Linked DNA regions of Homo sapiens: region 1 is linked to region 2. A link is a loop called in an ENCODE intact Hi-C map of the cell type or tissue named here. Cell type or tissue: endothelial cell of umbilical vein. All regions are shown on one strand. Links, peaks and the distances in the headings refer to the core of each region. The heading gives the core; the rest is flanking DNA.

Region 1 (5,391 bases), core at 145-5,144, 75 kb before region 2:
ATGTGTTATGAATATTTTTTTCCACATAAAAGATAAACTGTTAATAAATCTTTTCCAGGCATCAGTGTCTAGTCCACATAATCATTAGCAGACAACTCCCTTGGCAGCAGCATCTTACTCTTGATTAACTGCTTCTCTTAGATTAACTGAAGGATTGAACAGTGTATGAATAATCATTTTTTATTCCCAGTTTAAATTTTCCTTTTCATAACTGCTATCTGCTGTATGATGTTAAGGAAACCGATCAGTTTAGCTAAGATAAAAATTATTATCAATTTATGAAAAAGGAAAAGTTGGGAAACTGGTAACTTCTTGGTTACTGAAGGTGTTTGCTTCTAAAACAGGTAGAGGTAAAAATATAATACCCGACTCTCTTAACTGTGGTTTGGCTTTCTGTGGTTTTAGTTACTCAAGGTCAACTATGGTCCAAAAATATTAAATCGAAAATTCCAGGCCCGGCATGGTGGCTCACATCTGTAATTCAAGGACTTCAGGAGGCCGAGGCAGTAGGATCTGCTGGGCCCAGGAGTTTGACAACAGCCTGGGCAATAGTGAAACCTCATCTCTACTGAAAAAAAAAAAAAAAAAAAAGTAGCCAGCCGTGGTGGCACACCCCTGTAGTTCCAGCTACTCAGGAGACTGAGGCAGGAGGATCACTTGAACCCAGGAATTGGAGGCTGCAGGGCTGCAGTGAGCTATGATTGAGCCACTACACTCCAGCCTGGGCAACGAAATGAGGCCTTGTCACAAAAAAAAAGGAAAGAAAATTGCAGAAATAAACAATGCATAAGATTGAAATTGTGCACTGTTCTGAGCAGCATGATTAAGTCTCACGCTGTCTCCAGCCCAGGATGTGAATCATCCCTTTGTCCAGCGTGTCCATGCTGTATATGCTACCTTCCATCAGTCACAGCTGTTTCAGTAATCAGATTGAAAAAACACAGCACATACAGGGTTCAGTAAAAAAACATAGTATATATATATAGGGTTCTGTGGTTTCAGGTGTCCACAGGGGTCTTGGAACTAATCCCCTGAGGATAAAGGGACTACTGTACACATTTTCCTCTGGTGGCTTATGCCCTACAATAAGAACATTTAACAAAGTAAGACCATTTAACAAAACAATTTAAAAATAATAAATCAATGATTTAGGCAAGGATGAAAATATTCATAAATACCAAGTAATGTAAACATTTATATATATTTTAAAGAAAATTTTGGAATTTGCATTTCCTTAATTATATAGCCAGAAAGTTACAAGGGAAAAAGAATTTGGTTTAGAAATAGCATGAACCTGGGATAGATTCCCACTCATTAATCTTACTTCAGAATGATATTCACATGTTGTTGCTGCCTAGGAAAACAATCTAAAGGCACAAGTGATTCTAAAATACACTCCCCTGGTTTCCTGAGATGTTGCATTCCACTCTTGAACATGAAGATAATGGCTAGTTTGGAGAACCATCTCAAATGATTTTGCCAAGTGTAAACACATGAATATTTTTAAGAAAATGTCTTCATTAATGGCTGTTGAGCTAAAATCTCCATAACTACATATTATGCAAAGATATGACACTTAACATCCATACTTTACAGATTTTTTTTTTTTTTTGAGACGGAGTCTCACTCTGTCACACAGGCTGGAGTACACAGGCTCTGTCACACAGGCTCTGTCACACAGGATTGCACACAGGTGCAATCTTGGCTCACTGCAAACTCTGTCTCCTGGGTTCAAGCAATTCTCCTGCCTCAGCCTCCTGAGCAGCTGAGGTTACAGATGTGTGCCACTACACATGGCTAATTTTTGTATTTTTAGTAGAGACGGGGTTTCTCCATGTTACCCAGGCTGGTCTCGGACTCTTGACCTCAAGTGATCTGCCCGCCTTGGCCTCCCAAAGTGCTAGGATTACAGGCAGGAGCCACCATGCCCAGCCGGCATACTTCAAAGATTGTAATAAAAGTACTTGACCTTAAAACATTGTTTCCATTTAATCATATTCTGTAAATCTGGGGAAATGAAAAACAAGAATCTCAATTTTTAATCAATATTTGACCAGACACATCTTTAGATCAAGCCACGAGCTTTTTAGATAAAACAGAAAAAAATTCCCACCTTTGGGAAAACTAGTAGAAATGCGATGTCCAGATTCAGCTGGATATATCTCAAGATCGATATTTACCACTATATTTATTACTACCTGAAACTCTTAAGCCAATCATTAAAAAAATTCCAAAAGATTACTGGACTTACTCTTTGAATTTTTGTCTTTTAAAAATATAGACATAATTCAGCTTATTTAAACCCACCTACACAAGTCCTGTGTTCAAATTTTACGGGGCATAGAACCGTTCACTTTGGGTACTTCTTTGCCTGTATAAAATGCTGTCATGTTGATATATCTAAACACCAAGGTACAAATTTAACTATACGATTTTGAAGGAAGCAGTTGAAGACTCAGGTAACACTGCTTTAGGACAAGTCAAAAGAGAGTTTGCTGTTTGGCTTTTGACACTGAAGTTTCTTACCAATATGTTTCATGAAGCTCTCTCTAGGAAACTACAGTATTTTGGTATCAGTTCTCTAAAGCAACTGCCTGTGAGTTAATGTGGTTGTTTTGTCACAGCGTGCCTTTTGTCTCCACCCGCCTCCAGTCCCATCTTTACTCATTCTGCCTTTTGGATAAAACATGTACAATTATATATGGCTTGGTGCGGAATGGGCTTGGGATGCCACAAAACTAAAGTGGCACACTTAAAAAATACCTCTCAGCTACAGAGTCAAATAAGACTTGGAAATGCTAGAGGTCAGAACATTGCTCACAAATTATCCTGGTTCAATTTAGCCTGTGAATGTTTTGGAATTATACAAACAGTGTCTGATGACTCATATAACTTGTAACTTAAGTGCGTTTTGCTGTTGTGCATCCTTTTAGTCCAGCTACCCCCTAAGGAACAAAGTGTTACAGAAGCAGTTATGGTTTCAATTTCCCTCTATGATTCGCTTTCATTTGAAAACCAGTGAAAGGTGGGGGGAAATGGACTGACTAACTCCTGACACTACCAGGGCTTCAGATTACTCAATTTCCACGCTTCCTCTATCAGGGGAGAGAGTCCTAACAAAGACTAAAAATAACTTAAAGAAACCAAAAAACATAAAGATGCTACTTAGGAAATATTATTATCAAGAATTAATTAGTCTGCCAACCAAGTATTATGTACTTGAAACATTCTTTTATTTTTTAAGATATCATACATCTAGTGTCTCATTTGATTCTAATTTTGAATAGTCATTAATACAATAGAGGTTTGCATTAATAGCTATTTAATGGCTATGAAAACAGTGGCTATTGTGTGAATGGCTATAAAAACAATGGCTCTTTTTATGGTGCGTTCATGCTATCTACAGGCAGATGAACTGCATTTTAGATTATCAATCTGATCTGATTTTCTCTGTATCTCTGAAACTCATGGTTCTCCAAGGATGACTTCTCACTGGTACCCAGTGTGGTGAACCTTTTTGTAAGTCAATGCAATATTTGCGACTATAGTCTTGGTTTGGTTCATCTTTCTTTTTTCCACTAGGAAAATGTTCACTTTATCTTCCACAATCTTCCACAAGCTTCTTCAGTACCAGGCAAGGGACTCAACTCCTGATTATGATCATTTCTTGCCTTACTTTAAGGATGAGGACTAAACAAGGGAAAAAGTGGTGAGAATACTGGAATACATTTCGGGCAAGGTTCCTAAGGGGGAGGATAAATCGTACACACACTTTACAGAATCCACGTAGTCAAAGAGAACAGAAAGGCACCCAGAATGGCACCTACTCAACACAATCTTGACTTGGTAGATAAGGGGATTAATATACAATAAATTTCCTTTTGCAGCTTTCTGGAGACTCAAAGTGCTCTAGTGAAAAGATCATTGATCTTGCAGTCAGGGGACTTGAACTTCAGCCCTACCTATACTAAATCCCTGGGTAATCTTTGACAAGTCACTTAAATTTACTTAGCCTTAGTTTTCCCAACTGTGAAAACAGGAATGAAATTCTCTAGTACCCCACAGGATTGTTCTCGGGCCCAAATGTCACAATGTATATGAAAGTGCATTATATAAATACGATTATGTAATATCTGGTATCATCAATGGAGGAGGCTTTCCATATGTACTATGCCTAAATATATTACACACATCTATACTGAACTTTTTTTTTTTTTGACTGACTCTCATTCTGTCGCCCAGGCTGGAGTGCAGTGGCATGATCTTGGCTCACTGCAATCTCTGCCTCCCGGGTTCAAGCGATTCTCATGCCTCAGCCTCCTGGGTAGCCGGGACCACAGGCACATACCACCACGCCCGGCTAATTTTTGTATTTTTTTTAGCAGAGATGGGGTTTTGCTATGTTGGCCAGGCTGGTTTTGAACTCCTGGGCTCAAGCAATCCACTCGCTTCAGCCTCCCGAAGTGCAAGGATTACAGGCGTGAGCATTGTGCTCAGTGGCCTACTGAACTCTTTAAATGATATGCATTTAAAGTTGGTAATTAGATAATATCATAATAATGTTGATAATTAGATAATATTATAGATAACTTCTCATCCTTGTACCTTTGCTTTTCTCTACCTAATTTCCATGGTTTGATTTTGATACTTTTTGAAAATCAAATAAGAAAATTCAGAACACTGAACACTTTTAAGAAGGTTGACTCAGGATTACTAGGAAAGAGATCAGCTTCAACATAATAATTTTAATTTTTTGTCAGGCTTTTCTTGTAGTGTTTTGAGATACTCTCGATATGTCAGTAATTTGAAAATTACACAATCAATCAATGGGAGAAAGAATGGCAGGTGGTCTCAAAATAATTTTTTGGCTCTCTTTCTTTCTTTTCCCTTCCTCATTTACACATGGCACATATCTTCATGGAGGGCTTTTATACCTTCTTTCAAAGAGTATAACCAGTTTTATCAATGAAAGCTCTATAAATAATTTCTGAATTAGAATATTTAATTTTTAAACATTTTAAATCACTTTTTATAATTACATTCACAATATAATTGTGAATTGAATTTTGTGATTAACATAATCTTCATACATAAAAGAAGATAAATACTTGTCTCCAAAAACAAAAATATTAATAATGATGCATAATCTCAGATATATCCATTAAGAGTTTAATATGGTTGGCTTGGTATGTGTTTCCGGGAATTTCTGAAAGAGTCATGTTTTTAAGAAAATAATTTGGGAAAAATAGAAATTTAAGTGGCTCATTTTTTGTGGTTAGGTTAGTATTTATGAAATTTGGTTTTGTTTATTTCTCAGCGAATCATTGAGATCCTGAGTAACAGAAAGAGAAAACCATTATGTTTCATAATGAAATATTCTTGGATATTGAA
Region 2 (5,391 bases), core at 79-5,078:
AACTAGACAATAATACAGAAACCGATTATTTTGATATTCGTTAAATTTTTAAACTTTCTTGTGATTATGGTCTGGTGGTCTGGGATCATTCAACCTTTGGAACCAAAGAGAAGCATGGGAAAGGTGTCCAGCTTCCCCCGTTCCACACCTGCATGCAGAATCATTGTGGCACTGTGCTTTGTTCTCCAATTCATCAAGTACTCACATTTGTGGTTGCTTCCCCACCACATTTGCAATGGGTCTTTCAGCCCACACCAGTGCTTACCTGTACTATTGCTTTTCAAGTTGGCCTCATCTCTCACTGAGAGCTTCTTTTCTACCAGCAGCTGAAGGCAGGATCTCCCTACTGCCTCCATTAAAAAGTGCTCATTGCAAGAACACATGGACATAGGGAGGGGAACATCACACACCGGGGCCCGTTGGGGAGTAGAAGGGCAAGGGGAGAGATAGCATTAGGACAAATACCTAATGCATGTGGGGCTTAAAACCTAGATGACGGGTTGATGGGTGCAGCAAACCACCATGGCACATGTATACCTATGTAACAAACCTGCACGTTCTGCACATGTATCCCAGAACTTAAAGTATAAACACATAAAAATAAGTGCTCATTGCTAAGTTCTGGCACCTCAGTCCTCTAACTCCTGCCTTGCTTTCCAAAATGTGGTTTGGGGCTGGTCTTTTCTCTGCCCATCACCTTCCCTTGTTCATGAGTCTTGACTCTAATTAGACACTTTGGATGACTACTGTATTAGTCTGTTCTCATGATGCTAATAAAGACATACCCAAGTCTGGGTACTTTATAAAGGAAAGAAGTTTAATTGATTCACAGTTCTACATAGCTGGGGAGGCCTCACAATCATGGTTGAAGATGAATGAGCAGCAAAGTTACATCTTACATGGCAGCAGGCAAGAGAGCGTGTGCAGAGGAACTCCCCTTTATAAAACCATCAGATCTCATGAGACTTATTCATTATCATGAGAACAGCACGGGAAAGACCCACCCTTATGATTCAATTACCTCCCGCTAGGTCCCTCTCATGACATGTGGGAATTATGGGAGCTACAATTCAAGATGAGATTTGGGTGGGGACACAGCCAAAACATATCAGATACCTTAGCTGCAATGATTATTTACTTGGCTTTGACTTCAATTTTTACCAACAGTGGTGGAAGAATAAGGGGTGGTGGTGGACTGAGGCACAGATCAAACAGATAAGATGTCCAGTCTTAGGCTGTTCCTTTCCCGAGTCCATTGAAATAGACTTTTAATTGGTTTTATGCTCTTCAAACTCTCTGTATTGTCTTTCAAAAATATTTTTCCAAATGCAGATGTGAAAATGTCCTCTGCTTAAAAATATTGTATGAATTCCTGTAACGACATATTTTCTTTACAATTCTATTTCATAAAATAATGGCAGGATAGGAATTACCTATCTATGACGTGTCTACCATTCTAAATAAAGTCACTTTTCAAGTTAAGCTTCCTGGTTCTAAGTATTTATATGGAATAATCAAATAGATATACAGATTATTATAAACCCACTTCTGGTATTAACTATGCAGAACATCTCATGATTTCTATCTTGTACAACCTCTATTTATTGGACAATCAATGTAAATAGAGCAGGACAAGAAAGAGGAAGGTCCTACAGTTTAGGAGGACTCCCTATTTTAACTCACCAAGACTTGGTTTTAACAAAAATCAAGTAAATTTGCACATTCTATCATGTCTTCTCTTGAAGAGGGTTTTTAATAGGGCCACTAAAATTCATAGTAGTACTTCTGCAACATAGTACTTTCTGAAATATTCCAATTGTTTTTCTATGTCTATTGTTAATTTTCTCCTTTCAGAGTTTCAGCAGTTCTTGTCACTAAGTGTGAGATCTGTAGAGTGATTGACTGGGTCTAGCACTTCCCCAGTGTGACTTTTCAGAAAAGTGGCAGCCATTTTTGGTTGTGACAGTCCTTCAACGATTATGTGACATGGCCTTGCCTAATATTTCAGATTCTCATAAACAGACTGCACTGGCTATATTCTGTAATCTTAAGCATCAGTCCCAAAAAAGGACTCTGTTGCCTCAGTTTATATTCCTTTGCACACCACCCTAATAAAGCGAGGTTGGTTTTTGTTCTCAAGCAGTGTTTTAATTATATAGTTTGCATTTATAAGAGTAATTGTGACTTAAGTAGATATGAATGATAATCGTTGGTTTCTTTTCCACATTAATCTATCATCTCTCAACTTCATTGATTGGAACATACTAACTTATGAAAAACTCCTCATGATCATGACTTGATCCTCAAACAAACTGCCTTGAAAAGATGACCATGCAGCCTAATGTGAATAGAATGATTTATCAGAACAGTCTATAATCTTGCTAAGCAAGCAGCCAAGTTGGAAAATCTTTTCTGCTTCCTATCTTGTGAAACGAAGGGCCGAAAATCTGTGTGGCCCTGAATGATTTGGGAATCGCAGTAAAATGACCCCAGTGGATGAATGGGGTCATTTTACTGAATGAATAAAATGATGAGTAATACAAAATTGTCCTGTTAAGCTGCTCGTTACCTAGATTCCCTGCTAAGCTGCAGGAAGTCAGCAAGAGTCCTCAGCCACCAGTGCTGAAAAATATTGATGGCCTAAATCATTTTGTGGAGTAAATCTATACATAATTATAGGAGATTGTTTAGAAATTATAGTAATTTGATATTATGTTGATTTTCATGAACATTTAAAAATTAATATAAATATCTTGTGCTGTATGTTTGTTTTCCCGGAATGTACTTGTTAAAAATTAAGCGCTGACTCACAGAAACATCTGGGCAAGAGTGTGGATGACTCAGGACAAACTCATCACTGTTATTGAAACACAGAGAGTATGGCTTCCTGAAAATGAGTTGTGAACATTATATTCTCATAAAATGGGCAGTGGTCTCAACTATTTCTCCACCCTACTCATGCATCTCAGTCCTCCCCACATGATTTGGATAGATGTGCAGCCTTCACCGGTGGAATATTGGCAATAGAATGAAAGCATGCTGCTTTTATCTTAAGCTTTTTGCTTGCATTGTTTAATGACTTTTCACAGTAGTAACCACAGAAACATAATTTCTTTTTACAAATGATACTGATAAAGTCATGAAATAGGAGAATCGTGAATAACATGGAAGGAATACTAATTTTTTTGGTTATTGCTCACCATGGAAATTCAAGAAAAAACAGAGAGGCAGTTCGCCATTTTCATGTAAACTAATCCTAATGATTAACCTTGCTAGTCTCAAGAAAAATTACTGAAAAACTTTATCACTGCTATATCTAAGCCATAGTTTTCATGATAGTGGTTAATGTATAAATAAGATTGCACACACTCTTTTTAGATTGAGTAAAGTACAGAATTGCATAAACATGTCTTTTAAAAATTCTTGTCTTAAATATGTTTCTAATTGTGCGATACTCCTGTGCTTACAGTATTTAGACCACATGTTTAAATCAGAGTTTTTAGTAAGGGATTACAGCACTTCTATTCCAAAGAGTGCTGGCTTTCTTCTTTCCTTTCTTTATAAAGCTTGCCACTGTTTGACACAGGCTGAATCTTTGATGTACATATAAGGTTTGATTTTTACTTTAATGTTTTAGTTTATGATCTATTTTGTACATTGAGGATGACATTCTGGGGTTGAAAAAATGGTGAAGTTATTTCTAGAAAGAAAAAAAGATCCTTCACCCTGGAGCAGCCATTTGGAAATTATTTAATCACACTAAGAGTAACCTTAAAAACATTAGGTTATTTTCAAATGATATTCCCAGAGGTGAGCAGCCAAATTCTCACTAAGAATAAGTTCATCTAGCATTGACGTTGCTTCAGTATCAAAAGCACAAAGTACTACTGAGCCATGACAGTTTCGTTTAACCAATGATTTTAGAGAAATCTGGGTGGTTTTCCATGTGTTGCCTGGTGCTGGGCAGGTTGGCTGTTGCATGTTTGTAAGGTTCAGCTGTGTCCAGAGAGAAATATAAAATAAATTAATTTAATTTAATACTGTCTCTGAATTCTAATAACATAGTGTACTATTTGTTCCTTAAAAATGTGAAAAAAAGTTCCATAAAGTTAGATCCTTAGACAAGTTTGCTATAAAGAGTATAAAAAAACAAATTAACTTGGTCAGAATTTTATAAACAGTGATTTATTTAAAAATTAAACACAAAGAAAATTGCAGCTGAATTTTGCACATGGTCAGGATTTATTAGCAAATAAAACATTATGCCTATATAATAATTGTGAGAATCCTCCTGCATTTGCTGAGGACTTACTATGTACCCACTGTCGCAGTACTTTTGCTGGTATACTTTCCCTTCCATTTTGTATTGGGAGCTTGGTCTTGTTAGTGGGTCTGTATTCTTCTACTCTTTACTTTTTTTTCCCCTAGTTGGTTTACCTAAATGCTTTCTAGGACCTAAGGATGTTGAGGGAGCAGCATCTCTGTGGCCCGGGGCACACAGATTACAGGGTTAACACTTGGTATCTAGTTTATGTCTTGGATTTCAGAGTGAACTTTTCAAGTTTTTATGGACTGTGACCAGCGAAACCGAAATACTAAGATCATTGGCATATTTAATAACAATAATTTTAAGAGAAAAGCTATGGATGGATTCTAGGGTCATAAATTTAGTAGCAATTATTTTTATTTATCCTAATATATAAAGTTTGTGGTTCACTTATTCATTAAACATTGACTTATTATATCTATGTGCCAGATACTGTGTTGGAACCTGCGGACACAAAAATGAGTCCTAATAGACGTCATTTCTGTCATCACAGAGCTCAATGTTGGGGGTCGGGAGAAGACAAGAAACACAGAGAGAAAGACATAACCAAATAACGACACACACACTAATACAAAATTGCATCTCTGATAAATACGTGAAGGAGTGATTCACATGCTTTCAGAGTTCTAATTGTAGGATGTAGCAGACAGAGGAAAGGATGCTCTTAGGAAATGATTTCTGAGCTAAGATCCAAGGAATTATTCAGAGTTAAGTGTGAAAAACGTGGGATGAATCCAGGGAGAAGAACATGTGCAAAGGTCCTGTGGCATGAGAGACAGTGGCAAGAAGAAGGATTGAAAGAAGGCTGGAGTAAATAGCAAAGGAAGAGAGGTTGGAAAAACATGATGCTGGGTTGTTAGGTGGAATCCAAATTGAGATCTTCATAGTTTACATAAAAACATTTCGTTTTGTCTTAAAAATAATAGGTCTTAAAATGGGAGGGTTTTAATTAGAGGTGGGAGGGTGACACAATTAGGTGTAATTTTTTCATAATCACGTTTGAGAGAGACCAGAGTGGATGCTGGTAGACCTGGAGCAATTTAACATAGTTGTCTAGTTGAAAG

Evidence for each region. A loop is a pair of places that touch in the nucleus more often than their neighbours do. Peaks named below come from ENCODE experiments on the same cell type or tissue, not always from the same donor. Only the 100,000 strongest peaks of a DNase experiment are listed, where the experiment ranks them.
Region 1: a loop joins it to region 2, with 6 times the contacts of the local background. A loop is called at or near these places in 2 of 110 quality-filtered maps.

Annotation. Positions count from the first base shown.
Region 1 is chr6:153,089,879-153,095,269 of GRCh38, forward strand. All of the region lies in intron 1 of RGS17 (regulator of G protein signaling 17), which reads right to left. Among named protein-coding and RNA genes, the nearest start is that of RGS17, 39 kb to the right of the region's middle. In endothelial cell of umbilical vein, for the core only: no CTCF peak of the experiment used is centred there; DNase peaks (open chromatin) are centred at 853 and 2,963; H3K27ac peaks cover 3,731 bases.
Region 2 is chr6:153,164,655-153,170,045 of GRCh38, forward strand. No RefSeq gene overlaps it. Among named protein-coding and RNA genes, the nearest start is that of RGS17, 36 kb to the left of the region's middle. In endothelial cell of umbilical vein, for the core only: no CTCF peak of the experiment used is centred there; a DNase peak (open chromatin) is centred at 2,827; H3K27ac peaks cover 2,138 bases.